Regions from separate parts of the Homo sapiens genome. Here regions 1, 2, 3, 5, 6 and 7 are each linked to region 4. Evidence: chromatin contacts called from ENCODE Hi-C or POLR2A ChIA-PET data. All regions are on one chromosome and are shown on one strand. Each heading gives the region's core, a stretch centred on a gene start or an enhancer-like site at or near the end of the contact. The rest is flanking DNA. Distances are from core to core; before and after follow the strand shown.

Evidence for each region. A loop is a pair of places that touch in the nucleus more often than their neighbours do. ChIA-PET counts read pairs that join two places held with the same protein, here RNA polymerase II (POLR2A). Pooled maps may share reads with other maps.
Region 1: a loop to region 4 is called in a map with no recorded cell type, with 14 times the contacts of the local background. The contact joins the promoter of SGPP2 here to the enhancer-like site in region 4. A Hi-C loop is called at or near these places in 5 of 37 single-sample maps with no recorded cell type and 5 of 50 pooled maps.
Region 2: a map with no recorded cell type shows a loop between it and region 4 (8-fold over the local background). The contact joins two enhancer-like sites. A Hi-C loop is called at or near these places in 6 of 37 single-sample maps with no recorded cell type and 3 of 50 pooled maps.
Region 3: a loop to region 4 is called in a pooled map, with 5 times the contacts of the local background. The contact joins two enhancer-like sites. A Hi-C loop is called at or near these places in 1 of 168 maps with a recorded cell type or tissue (B cell), 7 of 37 single-sample maps with no recorded cell type and 4 of 50 pooled maps.
Region 5: a map with no recorded cell type shows a loop between it and region 4 (4-fold over the local background). The contact joins two enhancer-like sites. A Hi-C loop is called at or near these places in 4 of 37 single-sample maps with no recorded cell type and 3 of 50 pooled maps. POLR2A ChIA-PET finds 5 or more read pairs at or near these places in 1 of 52 experiments (activated B cell).
Region 6: a map with no recorded cell type shows a loop between it and region 4 (5-fold over the local background). The contact joins two enhancer-like sites. A Hi-C loop is called at or near these places in 6 of 37 single-sample maps with no recorded cell type and 3 of 50 pooled maps.
Region 7: a loop to region 4 is called in a map with no recorded cell type, with 7 times the contacts of the local background. The contact joins the promoter of DOCK10 here to the enhancer-like site in region 4. A Hi-C loop is called at or near these places in 4 of 37 single-sample maps with no recorded cell type and 4 of 50 pooled maps. POLR2A ChIA-PET finds 5 or more read pairs at or near these places in 1 of 52 experiments (activated CD4-positive, alpha-beta T cell).

Annotation. Positions count from the first base shown.
Region 1 is chr2:222,423,202-222,425,901 of GRCh38, forward strand. SGPP2 (sphingosine-1-phosphate phosphatase 2) reads left to right here and starts at 1,342. Exons shown (of 5, transcript NM_152386.4): 1 at 1,342-1,620. The coding sequence starts at 1,402. RefSeq lists enhancers at 586-885, 2,076-2,225, 2,276-2,335 and silencers at 1,046-1,395, 1,486-1,715, 1,726-1,775.
Region 2 is chr2:222,721,542-222,724,241 of GRCh38, forward strand. No RefSeq gene overlaps it. Among named protein-coding and RNA genes, the nearest start is that of MOGAT1, 51 kb to the left of the region's middle. Within about 2 kb of position 1,363, at least 3 of the 41 ENCODE cell types and tissues checked have a DNase peak (open chromatin) inside an H3K27ac peak, as active enhancers do.
Region 3 is chr2:224,924,929-224,927,628 of GRCh38, forward strand. All of the region lies in intron 2 of DOCK10 (dedicator of cytokinesis 10), which reads right to left. Among named protein-coding and RNA genes, the nearest start is that of MIR4439, 84 kb to the right of the region's middle. Within about 2 kb of position 1,446, at least 9 of the 41 ENCODE cell types and tissues checked have a DNase peak (open chromatin) inside an H3K27ac peak, as active enhancers do; they include B cell, where a contact is called at or near this core.
Region 4 is chr2:223,895,678-223,898,377 of GRCh38, forward strand. All of the region lies in intron 6 of WDFY1 (WD repeat and FYVE domain containing 1), which reads right to left. Among named protein-coding and RNA genes, the nearest start is that of WDFY1, 48 kb to the right of the region's middle. RefSeq lists enhancers at 51-110, 121-270, 281-340, 1,082-1,141, 1,262-1,461. Within about 2 kb of position 1,259, at least 5 of the 41 ENCODE cell types and tissues checked have a DNase peak (open chromatin) inside an H3K27ac peak, as active enhancers do; they include B cell, where a contact is called at or near this core.
Region 5 is chr2:224,952,034-224,954,733 of GRCh38, forward strand. All of the region lies in intron 1 of DOCK10 (dedicator of cytokinesis 10), which reads right to left. Among named protein-coding and RNA genes, the nearest start is that of MIR4439, 57 kb to the right of the region's middle. RefSeq lists a silencer at 1,439-1,488. Within about 2 kb of position 1,423, at least 9 of the 41 ENCODE cell types and tissues checked have a DNase peak (open chromatin) inside an H3K27ac peak, as active enhancers do.
Region 6 is chr2:222,742,138-222,744,837 of GRCh38, forward strand. The region is part of intron 1 of LOC105373903 (a long non-coding RNA gene); the gene reads left to right. Among named protein-coding and RNA genes, the nearest start is that of MOGAT1, 72 kb to the left of the region's middle. Within about 2 kb of position 1,445, at least 11 of the 41 ENCODE cell types and tissues checked have a DNase peak (open chromatin) inside an H3K27ac peak, as active enhancers do.
Region 7 is chr2:225,041,132-225,043,831 of GRCh38, forward strand. It overlaps DOCK10 (dedicator of cytokinesis 10), which reads right to left and starts at 1,337. Exons shown (of 56, transcript NM_014689.3): 1 at 1,121-1,337. The coding sequence starts at 1,243. RefSeq lists an enhancer at 44-383 and silencers at 934-1,173, 1,364-1,733.

The DNA.
Region 1 (2,700 bases), core at 92-2,591, 1.5 Mb before region 4:
TCTGCGTGTCTTCTGTAAGAGGAAAATGGTTTCCCTTAAGAGCTTCAGCATTCTCTCAGTCCCCTTGACTTTGCTCTCCAGACAGGACTGAGAAGCAAGAAAAGTAGAAACTAGGGCATGAAGGGGACTACATCATCCTGGAAAGTCACATCCCAAAGACATTCAGGCCTAAAAGGACAACTGAATAAATAAGGCATTGACAGGTGTTCATTAATCATTTGTGCAACCAAATTCTTAGTAGGCTTTGCATGGACAATCAGGAAACATGCAGGTTTCTGCTGCAAACGAAAGACGGGGTTGAATTGCACTTTTGTTGCAGACTGATCACCTGGGCCTAATTTGATTGTTGCCTCCCAAGGGATCTCTGAGCCCAGGAGGGAAATGTAGGAGGGAGGAGGGAAAACCAAGGCCGGCCTGCAGGATGTTTCCTTTGCTATCTTCTGCTGAGTGCTCTAAAGCAGGTGCAGGTGCAATGAGATACCTAATCCTGTCCCCAGTCCTCCAGCACTTTGTTCTCTTCTCGTTTAAACTCCCTAAATGGTCTGGTGGGGTTTTCCCAGTGTCATTGCTTAAAGAGAGGCAGAGCGGAAAGAAAGAAGTAGGAGAAAGCGGTAAGCATCTTTGTTCTCAATGCGGAAAACCCAGAAGGGACTTTCCTTCCCACCCACCTGAAAATGTTCCCCAGTTGCCAAATCAGAAGGGCAGGGGCAGCGACGCGGAAGATGACTCAGGGCCCACTTTGAACCTCCTGGGTACTTGAGCAAGCTCAAGGGTGTTCGGACCTCTAGGGAGACGTTGCATCACGCAGTTTGGAAAGAACTTGGGAATTCTCCCTGGGGGGCTCGCTGTATTTACTGGGAACTAGTCTTGCAGGAAGGTGAGAGTACGTGGCTGGCTGTGGGGAGCTGGCGTGGGAGGAAATCCGACTTCACCTTGGGCTCAGAGTTGCAAGGAAGGTCACTGTGGGATCAGCCTGAGCCCAAAAGGATGGGCTAATGGGAGCGGCCGCAGGTGCACGCGCGCTCGGCCGCTCCCATTAGTGTTACGTCTGCCGGGGGAAGAAGGTGGGGTGGGGGGTTGGGGGCGCCGGGAGAAGAGAGGCGCAGTTCGGAGATCGGCACTCCTCCGTCCAGTTACAGGCGGTCCTGCCCCCGTGGCCGCCCGGGGCCGCCCAAGCCCTCCGGGACGGAGAGAAAGGGGGACGCGTTGCGCAAGGTGGAGGCAGACACCTGGGCGGGCGCTAGGACCCGGGCGGCGCACCTGTTGGCTGGGCCCGGGGCCCCGCCCGCCCGGCCTCCGCCCGGAGTGCGGGATCGGCGGGGGCGAGGCGGGAGTGGCGGTGCCAGCGGAGGGCACCGGCCCGGCGTGGCAGCGGCGGCGGAGCGCGGCCCCGGGCACACCATGGCCGAGCTGCTGCGGAGCCTGCAGGATTCCCAGCTCGTCGCCCGCTTCCAGCGCCGCTGCGGGCTCTTCCCCGCTCCGGATGAAGGCCCCCGGGAGAACGGCGCGGACCCCACGGAGCGCGCGGCGCGGGTCCCCGGGGTCGAGCATCTCCCCGCAGCCAACGGCAAGGGCGGCGAGGCTCCGGCCAACGGGCTGCGCAGAGCCGCGGCGCCGGAGGTAACCATGGGCAGGTGTTCGCCGGGTACGGGGAGGGGGCGGCTGCGGACGTGCGGGTCCCTGCGACTCCGCCACGCGGGGCCGGCCGGGCCGAGAGGGCGCCGTCCCCGGCAGTGACCCGGCTCCCGCCGCTGCGAGCGGACGGGGAGGCCTGGCCTTCCAGTAACCAGGATGCCACCCTCCAACGCTGCCAGGGGCAACCGGGTCTATTGAGATATCCCCAGACGCTTTCAATGCAGTCCATTTAGAGACTTCCCACTTTCAAAAGTAGTTAAATTCACGTAGATGCCAGCAAATATGTAAGAGTTACGTAATGGAACGGAGGAGCGGGGATGTCCTTGGCACTTCCCCGGGGAGACGTTCTTAGACTCCCCCCCACCCCCGTATTCTTGCATTTCCGCCCATCCCCCTTCCCTGATGCGCACAAATGCGGGTGCAGCCGGGCTCAGCGCGCTCCTCACCGCGCTGCACCGCCAGCTCTGGGCACAGAACTTGGGGCTCACACAGCTCCTAGAGAGATTTACAACCTCCCTGCACTACCCCCGGCGATGATGTCTTAACAGCAACTCTCGCTTGCCCTCCCCCAGAGTCTGGGGGTCCCTCCTGCCTGGTGGGTCTTTTATGGACCGACACCAGTGACTTCTAACAGATGCTTCTGGGAGGGAAGCTCGCTACGCTCCCGCTAGGTGTTCAAAGCGTGGTTATACAACCCACTGCGGCTTGGGGGGAACCAGCGTGCGTCGTCGTCGCAGTGCACAGGGACTTTAGGCAGCAGGGACCAGACGGGCTGCACTTGGCTTCTGGGGACGCATGTCTACCGGGAGCACTGGCAGCACCTGCCTTTTCCCTCGGCAAAGTCAAAAGTGTGGCGCAGGAGAACAGAAATAAACGTATTAATAATTCGAATTCCTTGTACACAGCCACATTTTGTTCTTCCTAGAAGGTTTTGGTGAAAGAAAGGTGGCCTTTACTTACGTGTAAATTTCTAGATGTAGTAACTGAGGAATTACGAAGAACCTGGCTTCTGTGTGGAATGGAATATTATAGGCATTGGATTACAGAATTTGTTTGGGAGGGTGA
Region 2 (2,700 bases), core at 113-2,612, 1.2 Mb before region 4:
TCCAACCCCTGCCTGTTACCCAATTCCAAAATCACTTCCACATTTTCAGGTATCTTTATAGCAGTGCCCCATTACACAGTACCAATTTACTGTATTAGTCCATTTTCATACTGCTATGAAGAAATATCCAAGACTGGGTAATTTATAAAGAAAAATAGGTTTAATGGACTCAAAGTTTCACATGGCTGGAGAGACCTCACAATCATGACAGAAGTCAAAGGAAGAGCAAAGTCACAGCTTACATGGCGGCAGGCAAGAGAGCGTGTGCAGGGGAACTGCCCTTTATAAAACCATCAGATCTCATGAGACTTACTCATTATCATGAACAGCATGGGAAAAACCTGCCCCATGATTCAATTACTTCCCACCAGGTCCTTCTCACAACACATGGGAATTATGGGAGCTACAATTCAAGATGAGATTTGGGTAGGGACACAGCCAAACCATATCAGAAGTTCAAACTCTCCTAGCCTCATCAGACTACTATCATAAAGATTTTTAGTATTTACCTGATTACTGTTATGAGTCCACTACCTCTTACCTAGACAACTAGACAGATGAAAATGTTAGCTGAAATTATGAGAGACTTTTAAAGTCCATTTCCTCCCCCTCAAATACTATGGTAAGTTGACGGGTGATATTATAGCAATGAGTCCAAAGATCAAATAGTCAAGTGAAAACAGAATAGTAAAATTGTTTTGTTCAGATCTGCATAGGCAAGGTGATCTTTAGAGCTATATATTTCCACTGTTATTTTTGAGAGTTCTATAAAACAAACCATCAGGATGACTTGACTGCAGTCACAGAGTTTAGATTTTTAGATGACAAAGCTTATGCAAAGCAGTGTGCCCAAATGGTTATTTGTGGCCAGAGAAAACACTCTTCATAAGGAACCATTGATAGTGAACCTTTCAATCTCACTGAAGCCCTTACCACATCCTTTTGGCCTGCCTTTATTGCAGAGGTTATTTCCCTTTCCACATCTTGATAGACTTAGAAACTGCCCCAGGGCCACCATTATTTCAAAGGAGCAATTTCTCTTCCATCTTGCCTGTGATTTCTCTTTGCTCTGGGCTCTAGATTTTGAAAACATGTGGATGCAGTGACTTCAGTCTGATACCCTATCTGGGGTATGTAATGTGTTTTCTGCTAATTCCCTCAGTTCCATCAGGGATATTTCTTTGCCAGAATTATTTGGCAAGAATCTGCTGAAGAATTACTTTCAGCTTTATTTGTGGTTACTAGATTAAATTGGAATTTCCTGCATCTCTCTGTGATTCAAAGATTCTATGGAGGGGCTAAGGCCCAGGCTGTAAGGCGTGTTTGTGCCAGTAAACAAAGAAGTCCAGGCTGGGCCGGGTGTGGTGGCTGATGCCTGTAATCCCAGCACTTTGGGAGGCTGAGGCAGGCAGATTACGAGGTCCAGAGATCGAGACCATCCTGGCTAACATGGTGAAATCCCCTCTCTACTAAAAATACAAAAAAAAAAAAAAAATTAGCTAGGCGTGGTGGTGGGCACCTGTAGTCCCAGCTACTTGGGAGGCTGAGGCAGGAGAATGGCGGGATCACGGGAGGCAGAGCTTGCAGTGAGCCGAGATCGCACCACTGCACTCCAGCCTGAGTGACAGAGTGAGATTCTGTCTCAAAAAAAAAAAAAAAAAAAGTACAGTCCGGGTGCGGTGGCTCACACCTGTAATCTCAGCACTTTAGGAGGCTGAGGTGGGCAGATCACTTGAGGTCAGGAGTTAGAGACCAGACTGACCAACATAGTGAAACCCCGTCTCTACTAAAAATACAAAAATTATCCAGATGTCATGGTGGGCACATGTAATCCTACCTGCTCAGGAGGCTGAGGCACGAGAATCACTTGAACCTCTGATGTGGAGGTTGCGGTGAGCTAAGATCACACCACTGCACTCCATCCTGGGCAACAGAGCGAGACCCTATCTCAAAAAAAAAAAAAAAAATTAAGATGTCCAGGCAGGTGCAGTGGCTCACACCTATAATCCCAGCACTTTAGGAGACCGAGGTGAGAGGATTGCTTGAGGACAGGAGTTTGAGACCAGCCTGAACAAGATGGCAAGACCCCCCATCTCTACAAATAATTTAAAAAATTAGCCAGGCATGGTGGTGCGTGCCTGTGGACCCAGCTACTTGGGAGGCTGAGGTGGGAGAATCACTTGAGCCCAGGCCATTGAGGCTGCAGTGAGCTGTGATCATGCCACTGCACTCCAGCCTAGGCAACAGAACAAGACCATGTCTCAAAATAAATCATAAGCCTGGATGCAGCACAGGGTCAGATGCTCAGGGCCCAGGGCTTCAATGCATCCTCCAGTGTGTGATGGACAATTGTGATCAAGCACTGATTCAGTGAAAAGAGCCAAGGCATGGACGTGTGTGCCGCCCTCTCTGGGCTCACACTTAGAGAAGCATCTCATAGGAGAGAGAGTGAAGCCAGTGTCATAAGAGCAGTGCCAACCCAGTGCTTTGGGCATGTGGAGAGATTCATTCTGGCTGAGGAATCTGGAAGGGAGTTATGGGGGGAATGGAATTGACCTGGGCGTGCAAGGATGAAGAAGACTTAGGTGGGCACTAAGGGACAGCTCATGTGAAGGATTCAGATGGGCTGACCAACTTGTCGCTGTTTGCCTGAGACTTTCTTGGTTTTAGCAGTGAAAGCTCCTGTCCTAGTGATGTAGG
Region 3 (2,700 bases), core at 196-2,695, 1.0 Mb after region 4:
GTTTGTCCTTCCAGTTGCTCTATTTCCTTGAACAACAGCCTTTCCAAATCTTAACTTCATTAGCTTGTAAATGAGAGGAATATTATAACATAGAAAGAATCTAATTCGACAAAGACTATTACTCAGTTTTCAAATTGAAATTACAATGTTCTTACATGAACACCAGGAGCCGTTTAAAAGCCTGCTTTTCAGGCTCAAAAGCCACAGATTTAAAAGAGGTTGAGATTCTTATAAAATGTTAACCTTTGTCTCAGAAAAAAAAAAAGAAAGAAAACTCATGACCTTACTGATTTGCAGTTTAAAACATATTCAAATCTTTCTGCTTCCTTTCCTAGAATGACCCTTGTGGTTGAGTCTAGAAGTCCCCATATACCATTTGCTTTTCATTGCTAAAGACATACTATGAAAAGAACAAGCCATTGGTATATTATGATATCCACTATTCTGAGTTTTAATAGCCAGTGAAAAGTGCAGAATGCCTTTGAGTACCCTGGGACACAATTCTGACCTACTAATATGAAGATGGAATTTGAGAAGATAATGAGACTCTTAGGTGACTGTAGTCATGTGACATAGACTTTTGACTTTGAAAATTGCACTGCCCGGTGTTGAAAGTCTAACTGTTCAAGTGTAAGGTCTGCTTCTTATTCGTATTGGTGTCCTGGATATAAACAGCTTAGATCACCAAAGGTGGTCCATGAAGGTAAATTGAAATAGAGTTTTACTGGTGTGGACAAAATTGAAGTATAGTTGATAGGTGGTCTTCCTACACAGTGTACAGTCTTACCAGCTTTCAGACATCAGAACTTTCTTATTTATGGTTTTGTACTTCCCAGAAATGATCCCATCTCAGGCTTTCTACATCTTTTGCTCAGGAAGAAACTCATTTCTGACTTTCTCAACTTTTTTTCTGCTATTTTGCATCAGTCTTTTCTTAAACTGAATCATTTGACAATATGATTCAATGTGTCCTTGAAACCATTTTTCTTAGCCCTTGCTTTCTTTTCTTACTTTCTTTGCCACTTTACTGAGTCACACACTTTGGTGACTAAGTTCTTTATTTTTTGTTTTGTTTTAAAGTTTCTATTACTACCAGCTTGAAAAAGAAAGATGAAAAAAAGTAGCAAATACAATTATTGAAGCAGTACAAGTTTTTGCAATGAATGGCTTAATAAATACATCAATACTGCTTATTTTAGTGAATCATTAGGACACATGTAGTGCAGGAGTTCATACTGCTTAGTCCCAGAACCCACATACAAGGAGGACTAGCTTCTACCTGGTGTGCCAAAATAAAGGAAAGTGCTTCTGTGTCAGGCCCTCAACCTGGAAGAAAACTATTTTAATTCAATGTTTGATAATCTATTGAATGCCTATGAATCAGACATTGTGTTGGGTACTTGAAGTACAGATATGAACTGATTTGTCCCTTGTCTAGTAACAGAAAGGAAGTGAATGAGTAAGTGAAGAAGTACACTAAAGTGTTAGAGGGCTGGGTGCAGTGGCTCACGCCTGTAATCCCAGCACTTTGAGAGGCCAAGTTTGAGGCTGCAGTGACTTCCCACTACACTCCAGCCTGGATAACAGAGCGAGACTCCATCTCTTTAAAAAAAAGTGTTAAAAGGAGGAAACTAAGCTTTGCTGATATCAGCTATGAGCCAGGCACTATGTTAGAAGGAATGGGCCTCTTTAAAAAGGGAAACGTGTTCTTAGTGCTGTTTTTTAAGGTGATATGTTGAGTTGAGTTGTGCCAAAGCAGGAAGTATTTTCCTTACCATCAAGCAAAGCCAATTACTTCATCCTCTTTGTTCTCAAGAATTTTGTTTCAGAAAAGCCTTTTGGTTCCTCAAGGTACTCAAGGGATCAACATTATGTTATAAAATAGCAATCTAGATGTTTCTGAAAGATAATTCATGAAATAAATATTTATTTTCCATCTGCTTTGTGCCAAGTTCTGCTTTAGCTGCTGAAAATCTTTCAACAATCAAGACAGAAGAAGTCTCTGTCCTGCTAGAGGCTACTGTCTAACAGTGAGAAACAAGTGACAGAGGAGTGAAAAAGCAAACCAAGATATTTCCCAGTGGTGATAAGTGTTATCAAGAGAAGCAGGTGGGGTCATGTTATAAAGTAACTGGGTGTGAGGGCAATGTAGCTTGGAAGTCAGGGATGCTTCTTTGTAGAGGTGACATTTAAACTGAGTTGTGACTGAAAAATAGGAACCAGCTATACAGAGAGTGTAAAGGCCCTACCGAGAGGATGAGCTTGGCAAGTTGGGGGAACAGAAAGAATGCTTGATGTCTGTGCAGTGACTGAGGAAAGTAGGCTAGATGAGAGCTCAGAGAACATGGGGAACCAGATGACAGGGGTTATGGGAGGAGCTGGATTTGACTCTTAAGGCAATGGGAAGCCACTGAGAAGTTTTAACCAGAGGCATGGCGTTATCTAATTTGTGTTCCTAACAGCTTCCATTGAGTACTGTGTGTGAACGAATCAAAGCGGAGCAAAGAAGAAAGCAGGAGGACCAGTTACAAAACCACTTCTTGGAGGGGAGGTATGGTCCAGGCAAATGAGGGTATTTGTGGCTTGGGACAGCAGAGTGAATAGAGAAAAACTTTTAATATATACAGTCACAATATAAGAATACTGCCTTGGTGAAAAGTAATCTTTCTCGTGTACCAGATACCAGACGAAGTCTCTGAT
Region 4 (2,700 bases), core at 9-2,508:
AAATATAACTCTACATCAGGACGTATACATTTGACAGCTGAAGACCAAACTAGGAGCAGCTGAGTCTTTAAGCAAAAAGGTATCTTCATGGTGTACAACGGGTCATTCAACCATGCTATCATGAGTCATACAGAAGACACAGCACCATTATCCACAGTCATAAGATTACAATTTTCAATTATGCATCAAACTACTTTGGGCCGGGCATGGTGACTCACACTTGTAATCCCAGCACTTTGGGAGGCCAAGGAGGGCGAATCACTTGAAGCCAGGAGTTCAAGACTAGGCCTGGCCAACATGGTGAAACCCTATCTCTCCAAAAAAACAAATTAGCCAGGCATGGTGGCAGGCGCCTGTAATCCCAGCTACTCGGGAGGCTAAGGTGGGAGAATTGCTTGAACCCAGGAGGTGGAAGTTGCAGTGAGCCAAGATAGCACCACTGCGCTCCAGCCTGGGTGACAGAGTGAGACTCTGTCTCAAAAAAAAAAAAAAAAAAAAAAAAAAAACTGCTTGTAATACAAAGATTTTTAAAGAAGTTTTTCGTTCTTCTGTGACAAAAATTACAAAGTAGCTTACATACAAAATGTTCAGAATGAAGAAAAAAATTGCTACTAATATTTAGTGACAAAAACCAGTAAAGTTTACTGTGTCCAACCTACACAAGATAAAAAATCTAGATTATTCTGGGTCTCTGGGACATGGCAGGTGTTTTACCCCAAGATGTCTATGTTTAAGCAAATTACATTAAGTACCACAGAAAAAAGTCTGTTGTACACTACATAATTATGCCAAGTAATTTATGTGAAAAATCTGAACTTCACATTTCATACTTTATATTGGCTAACTTATCAAATTTGAAACCCTTGGGGAAATCTTTCTTTCTACAGGTATATCTTTCAGTAGGTCCTTTCCTTGTTCATCGACTGCTGTTTGTCTAGAAGAAACATTAATCAACTTAGTAAAACTGAACCAGCCACACAAGCTAATAATAATTTTGGTAGGTATATAGAAAATTAATGATGCCATATTCAAAAGCAAACAGAAACTACTTTATCACATACACTTTCCAAAAACAGAACAAAAGTAGAAACAAATATTCTGCAAAGGCTTCAGGGGTTACTTTCACATGACTTTCGACCCTGTGTAATCTATGTGCCATCCATTTCAGTTAGAGGCTTAAGAGCAGATAAATACGGTCTTTCAGCATGAAAACCAGTACCCATTCTGGTAGTTACTAGAACCCATTCTGCCTTTAGCAACCCTGAAAAAACTGGCGAGCCTGGGGGTCATGAGAGAATTAGTCATAAACAGAAAGTGGTTTCTTCACGGGCCTCTGCTTTCCTGCCCAAAGCTATTTTAACTTGCTGTTCTCTTTTCTTCTTTTCCCCTACAGGGTCCTTGATTTGATATACTCCATTTCACCTAAATAGATTACATAGAAAGCATAGTGTACATTTATTATAACTTGTTACAACTGAAACGCTTACTATGGTCATAAATAAGTCCATCATTGATTCTTTCAGCAACTCCCCAGTTCTCCATAAACCAGATGGCCTCAAAGCTTGTACTTTGTGACATATATCAGAATGTGATCTTGTGATCTGTATGAAAACTGCAATCCATTACAGCTTAGCATCTGACATAGTTTAGACATGTGTCCCCTCTAAATTTCGCATATATATATATATATATATATATATATATATATATATATTTTTTAAGACGGAGTCTCTCTCTGTCACCCAGGTTGGAGTGCAATGGCATGATCTTGGCTCACTGCAACCTCTGCCTCCCGGGTTCAAGAGATTCTCCTGCCTCAGCCTCCCTGAGTAGCTGGGACTACAGGCACCTGCCAACGTCCAGCTAATGTTTTTTGTATTTTTAGTAGAGATGGGGTTTCGCCATGTTGCCAGGCTGGTCTCAAACTCCTGACCTCAAGTGATCTGCCCAACTCAGCCTCCCAAAGTGCTGGGATTACAGGTGTAAGCCAACGGGCCCAGCCTCTAAATTTCATGTTAAACTGTAATCCCCAATGTTGCAGGTGGGGCTTGGTAGTTGGCTCATGGGGGTGGATTTCTCACGAATGGTTTAGTGCCATCCCCTTGGTGCTCTCCTTGAGTCAGTAAATGAGCTCCCTTGAGATATGGTTGTTTAAAAGTGTGTGGCACCCCCACACCCCCACTCCTGCTTTTGTCATGTGATGTGCCTGTTCACACCTCACCTTCTGCTATGACTGTAAGCTTCCTAAGGCCCTCACCAGAAGCATGCCGGCACCATGCTTCCTGTACAGCCTGTAGATCCACGAACCAATTAAACCTCTTTTCTTTATAAATTACCCAGTCTTAGATATTTCTTTACTGCAATGCAAGAATGGCCCAATACAGCATCTAATGAAACCTCTTTATTACACATGTGTATGTGGCGAGTCACTCAATACAATCAATGGACTTTAAAAACCCCTCCACAGAGCTTCACCAACCCACTGCACTACAGAAATGAAATTCCACCCAGTAATTCTTTTCCCTCAGTCCCTACACAGGGTATGTTTCCCAAGCAGAGGCTGAACCAGCCCACACATTTCTTCTAATTGTATTTATCAGGTCTTGCTCAGGGGCTTAGAAACTGACAAATTTTTTTAAAGTAATAACAACAATTCTTCCAAAAGGTTTTTACCAGTTAGAAGTAATTTTAAAGGTCTTC
Region 5 (2,700 bases), core at 173-2,672, 1.1 Mb after region 4:
GTAGCCAGGGAAAAAAGCCTTGGCTTTCAGGGCCTCATGTGATCAGGCCAGGACAATCTGGAATCATTTCTCTACTTTAAGGCCACCTGATGATCAACCTTAATTTATGACTGCAAAGTCCCTTCACAGCTGTACGAAAATTCATGTTTGAATAATCAGGCAGTCTGGAGGGGACGTCTTTAAAATACAGTCTACTACGTCTTATTCTCGAATTTTGTATGCGTGTGTTTTAATTTTAACATCAAGGATGTACTGAGAAGAAGGTGTAGATGAGAAAGACACTTGGCCTTTGGTTGTGGTTTCCACTGACCACTGAGATCCAGGTTGCAATGGGACTAAGAAATGAGTGGGAGGAAATGGAAAATTGGCTTCTAGATCATTTACTGGAAAATACTGGCAGTGAAATACAGGTGAGAAGTCGAAATAAAGGTGAGAAGTCGAATGGCACAGGAGAGCTCAACAAAGTTGGAAGAAAGGAAGAAAAATAATGGTGGAGGAAAGGCAGCAAACAAAGTCAATATACTATGTGAAAGTCCTTTTTAAATGCTCAATTATGTTATTTTTTTTTTTTTTTTTTGAGACGGAGTCTTGCTCTGTCGCCCAGGCTGGAGTGCAGTGGCGGGATCTCGGCTCACTGCAAGCTCCGCCTCCCGGGTTCACGCCATTCTCCTGCCTCAGCCTCCCAAGTAGCTGGGACTACAGGCGCCCGCCACTACGCCCGGCTAATTTTTTGTATTTTTAGTAGAGACGGGGTTTCACCGTTTTAGCCGGGATGGTCTCGATCTCCTGACCTCGTGATCTGCCCGCCTCGGCCTCCCAAAGTGCTGGGATTACAGGCGTGAGCCACCGCGCCCGGCCTATGTTATGTTTTAACATGCTCAATTCTAACTATTTTCAGTTAGATAGGCTATCCAATCCGGAAATGGCATCATCACTGAATCTAAGCAACCGGGGGGCAGAAACCTGGCTTTCATTGACAATGCATTTGAATCCATTCCATTAAAATGGCCCCAAAAGTACCATTAGGAATTTAGAGTAACAGAAACATAGTGCTTAAGATTTAGACACATGTACATGATGACAGGATTCACAAGTCCTAAATTGAGCAATTGGTAAGGCACCTCCTATTCATTTCTTCCCACTTCAGTTATTACTTCCTTATTACATTTTATCTTTATTCCAAGTTTTTTAACCTGTTGAGCTTTTTGGCATTTGCCATTGATTACTTCTTCATTATCGCAGAATGCTTGGATAATTCATTTTATTTTTTTCTCTTCCATTTCCAGTAGATTTCCCCATTTGCCTGCAGGTTAGTTTGCTGCACAGCCTTTCTGTCATAGGAAAAACAAGACTGGTCCATGGTGCATCTGCAGGCTCAGCTCAACCAGTGTACACCCTGCTTAAAGGAAGTAAAGCAGCAAGTATCTACTTCCTCCTTCACTGTGGTCTCTCCTGAGCCTCAGCCCTGCAGAAGAGCTCTTAAAGTTAGTGGTACTCAGGCTCACTGCTTCCTGCTAGAAAGGTCAACCCAACTGAGCAGCTCCAAGTTACCAATGAGAGTAGACTTGTCTGGGGGAGTTTAAATGAACACGACAAAACCTCGTATTTCTAAACGTACAGTTTTCAAAGTGGACAATGTCTGTGAAATATAGGTTGGGGCAAAGGTAACTGCGGTTTTTGCGATTATTTTTAAAATAGTGGTTTTTTAAAATGGCGCTACTAAAAATGATGGCAAAACCCACAACTACCTTTGTGCCAATCTAATCGTATACAGTATTTAGAAATTTCTTGGAAAATAAAGGGTGCTGTGCACATGAGTGAGAATGTAGATGAGCCAACAATAACAGAGACTGCAGTTTGTGGGTGTGTGGTGCATGTGGGAGTCTGTGTGTGCAGAGTGTGTGTGTGTGTGTGATGCATGCTTATTGTGTGTGTGGGGTAGATGTTGTGCATTTGCTGTGTATGTCTGTACAGGTATATAGGCATAAAATTATCTTGATTGCATTAAAATAACATAGTACTCCAATTATAGCCTTTCAGACAGGTATAAAGTTGTAATATTTGTTCACAGTACTGAATTTCAATAGGTTAGAAGGTGAAAATTCTCATTTAGAGAATTCTCATCAAATCAGAATTTGATGGGAGAGGGGTTTGGGTAGGTAAGAAATTCATTTCTTACAGAGTTTACAGAGCCCATCTTAGAATCTAACAGCAAACAGTGAAGGAGTTATACTTTTTCAATAGTGGACTTCATCACTGGTCAGAGATATCCATTTCCAGAAAAAAATTATAGTCCAGAGATATGTATATATCTTACCAATAAGTATCTTAGTGTGATATTTAGAAAATAAAATACATTGATTTTAGGGTTTATTATTTTCTGAATTTCCTGTTGGGCATTTAGTTAATCACCCTTTTTGAAGTTTTTGATTTTTTTTTGCTAAAGGCATCCAACTGTCTTCGAGAAGTCATGTGTATTTTAATATTTCCAGCTTCAGCCTGCTCTGCTGTTGAAAATGGGAAATCTCTAAGGGACAAACATTTATTCTTATGGAGACAAAACTCTAACTCACATGCCCTTGCCTCCATCCTCAGAAGCCAGGGCATAACAATAATGACAATGACAACAACAAAAATACCACAGCTAGCTCATAGCATTTCTAAACATGTTTCATACAAATATATATGCCTGGATTGATA
Region 6 (2,700 bases), core at 195-2,694, 1.2 Mb before region 4:
CCTTTTTTTTTTTTTTTTTTTGAGTTGGAGTCTCACTCAGTTGCCCAGGCTGGAGTGCAATGGCATGATCTTGGCTCACTGCAACCTCCGCCTCCTAGGTTCAAGCAATTGTCCTGCCTCAGCCTCCCGAGTAGCTGGGATTACAGGCGTGTGGCACCACACCTGGCCAATTTTTGTATTTTTAGTAGAGATGGAGATTCACCATTGTTGACCATGCTGGTCTCTTGGCCATGAACTCTTGACCTCGTGATCCACCCACCTTGGCCTCCCAAAGTGCTGGGTTACGGGTGTGATATATGCCATGCCTGGCATATATCAACTTTTATACACGTGGCTGCGAACTCATAAACAATTTTATTCTATTTTGAAGTTAATTTTAAGGAAACAAAAGATATTACAATAAGGCATCATCTTTGCTAACCCCACTCCTACAACAGAATATTTCATTATTATTTAGTTAGTTAGTTGAGGTGGAGTCTTACTCCGTCGCCCAGGCTGGAGTGCGATGGCGCGATATTTACTCACTGCAACCTCCGCCCCAGGGTTCAAGCGATTCTCCTGCCTCAGTCTGCCGAGTAGCTGGGATTACAGGTACTGGCCACCATGCCTGGCTAATTTTTGTGTTTTTAGTGGAGATGGCATTTCACCATGTTATCCAGGCTGGTATCGAACTCCTAACCTCAAGTGATCCACTCCCCTTGACCTCCCAAAGTGCTGGGATTACAGGTGTGAGCCACTGCGCCCAGCCTATTATTATTATTATTGAAACAGGGTGTCAGTCTATCAGACAGACTGGAGTGCAGTAGTGCAATCAAGTCACTGTAACCTCAAACTCCTGGGCTCAGCCAGGGGCAGTAGCTCATGCCTATAATCACAGCACTTTGGGAAACCAAGGCAGGAGGTTACTTGAGCCCAAGAGTTTGAGACTAGCCTGGGCAACATAGTGAGATCCTGTCTCTACAAATAATGAAAAAATTAGCTGGGCATAGTGGCACAATCCTGTGGTCCCAGCTACTCTGGAGGCTGAGGCAGGAGGATTGCTTGAGCCCAGGAGGTGGATGCTGCAGTGAGTCATGATCATGTCACTGCACTCCAACCTGTGCAACAGAGAACCTGTCTCAAAAAAAAAAAAAAAAAAAGCGACCAACTCCATGTCCTCCCTTCCACTTTCTCCCTCCACCTTTCGTTCTGAAGCTTCTAACGTTCAGTGATTTAAAATTTCACTTTTTGTGCCTAATGTAGTCACATGTCAATATTGCAGCAATTCCTAGTATGCCTCTTGGTAGAAGAGAGGAAAAGCAATTCCTCTGCCCTGGGGAATGCCCTCAGAGCAGCTGATGCCATCCTGCAGCAGAGTCCATTGGCATCAAGACACACACAATCAGGGCGGCTGAGCTGGTGGTGGGCTATTCACAGAGGCTAAGAAGTTATAACACAGGAAATAAGTCAAGATCCTTCTTTGCCATTTAGACTCTGAAAGCAGTGATTGGGGGCATTCTCCCGGCTTCCAACCAAACACGCCACTTCCTTTTCTTCGCTCCAGCCTCAGACTTCCTTTCTCTCTTGCTCTCGTACACACACCACGCGGCATCACAGGAAGGGCATGAGACAAGACCTTATCTGACAATTGTATCAACAAAGCCTTTGGGAAAATAAAAATGAGGACTACTAAGTAGAGTCCATATATAGTCCATAGATATATGTAATATATATATGGAGTTACCCATCATCCTGTTTAGCAACCTTTATGCTAATTATACATTAAGTCCAGAAAAATATGCTCTCCTATCTTGGACCACCTTCTAGTGTTGACAACAATGCCAGCTGCAAGCTTGGGGTCAGGTCAGCAGATCAGCAGAAGACCAGGAAACGCAAACAGATGGCCTCCATCTACATCTGCCCCGAGTTCTAGAAGGCACACAGGCTTAAAATAAAAAATTTCTCGTAAAAATCCTGATTTCTAGTGTCTATTTAAAAATGAGGGTGGGAGGAGGGACAGGAGTAGAAAACATAACTATTGGGTACTGGGCTTAATTCCTGGGTGATGAAATAATCTGTACAACAAACCCACATGTACTCACAAATCTAAAATAAGTTTTTTTAAGACCGGGTGCGGGGGTCACGCTTGTAATCCCAGCACTTTGTGAGGCTGAGGCAGGCAGATCACTTGAGGTCAGGAATTCGAAACCAGCCTGGCCAACATGGTGAAACCCCATCTCTACTAAAAATATAAAAATTAGCTGGGCGGGGTGGCAGGCGCCTGTAATCCCAGCAACTTGGGAGGCTGAGGCAGGAGAATTGCTTGAACCCAGGAGGCGGAGGTTGCGGTGAGCCGAGATTGCGCCACTGCACTTCAGCCTCGGCGACTCATCTCAAAAAAAAAAAAAAAAAAAAAAAAAAAAAAAAAAATTTTTTTTTTTTTAAAGTAAAACGAGAAGGCCTGGCAACGCTGGGGCCTGCATTTCTGCATGGCAATAAGTGTCAGGAGATGATCCGTGAGTGGGCCTGTTTAGAAAGGGCTCACGCTCTCCCGTTTACCCCAGTTCCTCCTATTCCCTAAAGCAGACCATTTGGCTGGTTTCACTTATTTATGTTACTGGCCTGGTTTTCTGAAAACATTTGGGTTCAGGAGATCTGTGTTCTCCTTTCCCTAAACTCTGTCATGCAGGACTATGGGGTAGGAGGAAGAAAGAAAAGATA
Region 7 (2,700 bases), core at 87-2,586, 1.1 Mb after region 4:
GCTTTAGAGAATAGTCCTGGCTGTGGGAACTGGCTCTGGGAAGCTTTTGGCGCCCTCCTCATTGGTGACTGGCAAGAGTAACACTTTCACACTCTTAAAAAGAGCCGTTTAGTTCCTAATGATATTTTCTGGCAAAAAAGAAAATGAAACACACAACCCGGATTCCGGTCCACCAAACGCAGGCCAAGAGCGCGGCTGCTGAGCCCCGGTCTTGCTGTGAGGCTGTTGTTCCCACTCGCTTCCCGTTTCCACTAGAGTTGATTTGTCTCTTGCCACCTCTCCCCGGCAGTGTGGACCTACTGCAACGCAGGAACATCTGGGTTGGTATGGATAGGATCCTAGCATCAGATGCTGGCTGCTGCCCCAGGGACTTCCCGCGGAAATCACCCAGCACTTAGAAGCCGTTTCAATAAGGAAGTAACCAGTAAAGCATTGCTGGTGGGAGAACCCCGCGAAACATCTTAGAAAAATATCAGAAACCGCTGGAGACCTAATGACCCACGTCTCCTCCAGCCTGTGTTCCTCAGCCCTTTCTGGAGGAGTATTAAGTGGTTTGTGGGTTTTTACCCTGCGGTGGGAGGGCTGTTCCAAGTACATCTATTTCTGCGATAGTTAACGTCGGGGGGCCCCAGCTCTAACCAGGGCGAGGACCACGGACTGCATCCCTCTCTCTCAGCGCACTGGTCTGTTTACTGGAGGGTGAGAGGGACGCGCAGACCTCCGGACTCAGGGGTTCTGTTCTGTAGATCCCCCCACCCCACCCGGGGTCTCTGGCACTCGTATCACTTAGCACCAGTGTGACTGGCGGTGCATTCCGGCCCCCTCGCGCCCCATTAAAGCCCCTGCACATCCTCTCCCACGCTGCGCTTCTGCTACCCACGCAGCTGCTCCTCTGAGCGTCCCGCGTGCACAAACGCGCCCCCGGTCCTTACGCGTCGGTGGCGCTGCCTCGCTGAGGTGGCGCCGGGGGAGCCCGCAGAGGCGGCGGGGGAGGGAGTGCGGAGGAGAGGACCCGTGAGCTGCGGGGACCTGGGCCCGCCGAGCTTTTGGGGAAGCTGGGCTCCGTTCCCCCCGGGCGCCTGGGGCGCGCGGGAAGGCGCGGAGGACGCGCCGCACTCACCCGCTGCTGCTGCCGGCTGCTGACTGCCACCGCGGCGGCGGACGCGGCGCTGTGCCGGAGCTCGGCCGCCTGCCCAGGTCTCAACAGGCTCCGGGTGAACCTGCGGGTCCGCTCACCGGCCATCGCCGGTCACGCCAATCGCGCCGCGGGCCCGGGGCGCGCCTCCCGCCGGTCTTCCCCGCGCCAACCTTCTCTATCCACCCGCCGTTCAGGAAGCGGAACTCGGAGCCTTCCCCCCCCTCTTCCTCGCTCAACTCGCAAGAGGCGGGTTTTTCTCTCTTGCACCCCCACTCTTCCCACCCCCTTCCCTCCTCTGAAGCTTCTCGAAGACTTTCCAAACTCTGCGCTCCCCCGGGCGCGCGCGGCCAACTCGGCTGGCGGCCGGGCCCTGCAGCGGCGCATCTGGAGCGGGCGTCGCGGGACGCGTGTGGGGCGGCTCCTGCCCGCGCCGCCCACACGGGCTCAGCTGGCCGGCCGGGGCTGTCCACGCCGCCCGGGGGAACTGCAGGCTGCGGGGGAGGGCGGGGGGCGGCCGCCGAGGGGCTCCGGGCGGGGCCTGTCCAAGGCCGTCGCCTGTCCAAGGCCGTCAGCCTCATTTGGAGGTTGCTGGGAGAGTTGGAGCCCTGGATGCATTTGCCGTTTAGACTTCTATTTTCTGGGTCCGGCTAGTGGGTGGGGGCCAAGCTCGGTTCGCCCTTCCACCCTCGGGAAGGGGTCAGAGGCTTATTAAAGATCTGGTGGCTGGGATCCCAGCAGCATCGCCCAAGCCAGCGTTTGGAAGGCTCCCTTGCCAGAAGTCCATGTTCAGGGCCTTGGAATAAGCTTCCCCATTCATTCACTCCTTCAATGAGTATTTATTAAGCGCCTACTATATGCCAGCTCACACTGTTCTGGAAACTGAGGATACGGAGAGGAACTTAGCAACTACACTTTAAGGCTGTGTAGAGCTGATAGGTTTTTTCGGGGTAGGGGTGGGAGACAGCAAGTAACCAAGCGAACAAATAAACAAATACAGAGAAATCAAGGAGACAGTTTAAGCTACTAACACGAACTCAAAACCAATAAATCAGCGTTCTGGGGGTAAGAGACTTTGGGTGGCATTAGGATGAGTAGGCAAGAACCAACTGGCAGGGTTACTATGTAGGGTGGTCAGGTCGGGGGTGGATTTCACAGTTATGCTGTCTCTGCTCTTCTCTTGCCCATACCCATCTAGCCTGCACTTTGCCTCTAGATAGGTATCTGATGAAAGCCTTCTAAGAAGTCTCTTCCTGGGTCATACCCAGGGTGGTTCTGCAATTCAGTGTTGGACTGGATGGGGGGCAGAGAAGTTCTGGCCCCTGGATACTGGTCTGGAGAGATCTGGGACAGCCTTTCCAAGTGGTCTGGTTTTTTCTTAACAGCTTTTTATGGATCCATGACCCTGCCACTTTCTAAAGCCAATGATAGATAGTTATAACACAAGGTCACATTTGGGTATAAAGAATTCTTAAGCAATTGATAAATGCACTTTAGTCAGCTCTTTGTTAGCCAGGATTCAATTAGCCAGAGATGCTGTTTGGGGATCATTTCAGCACATTCTA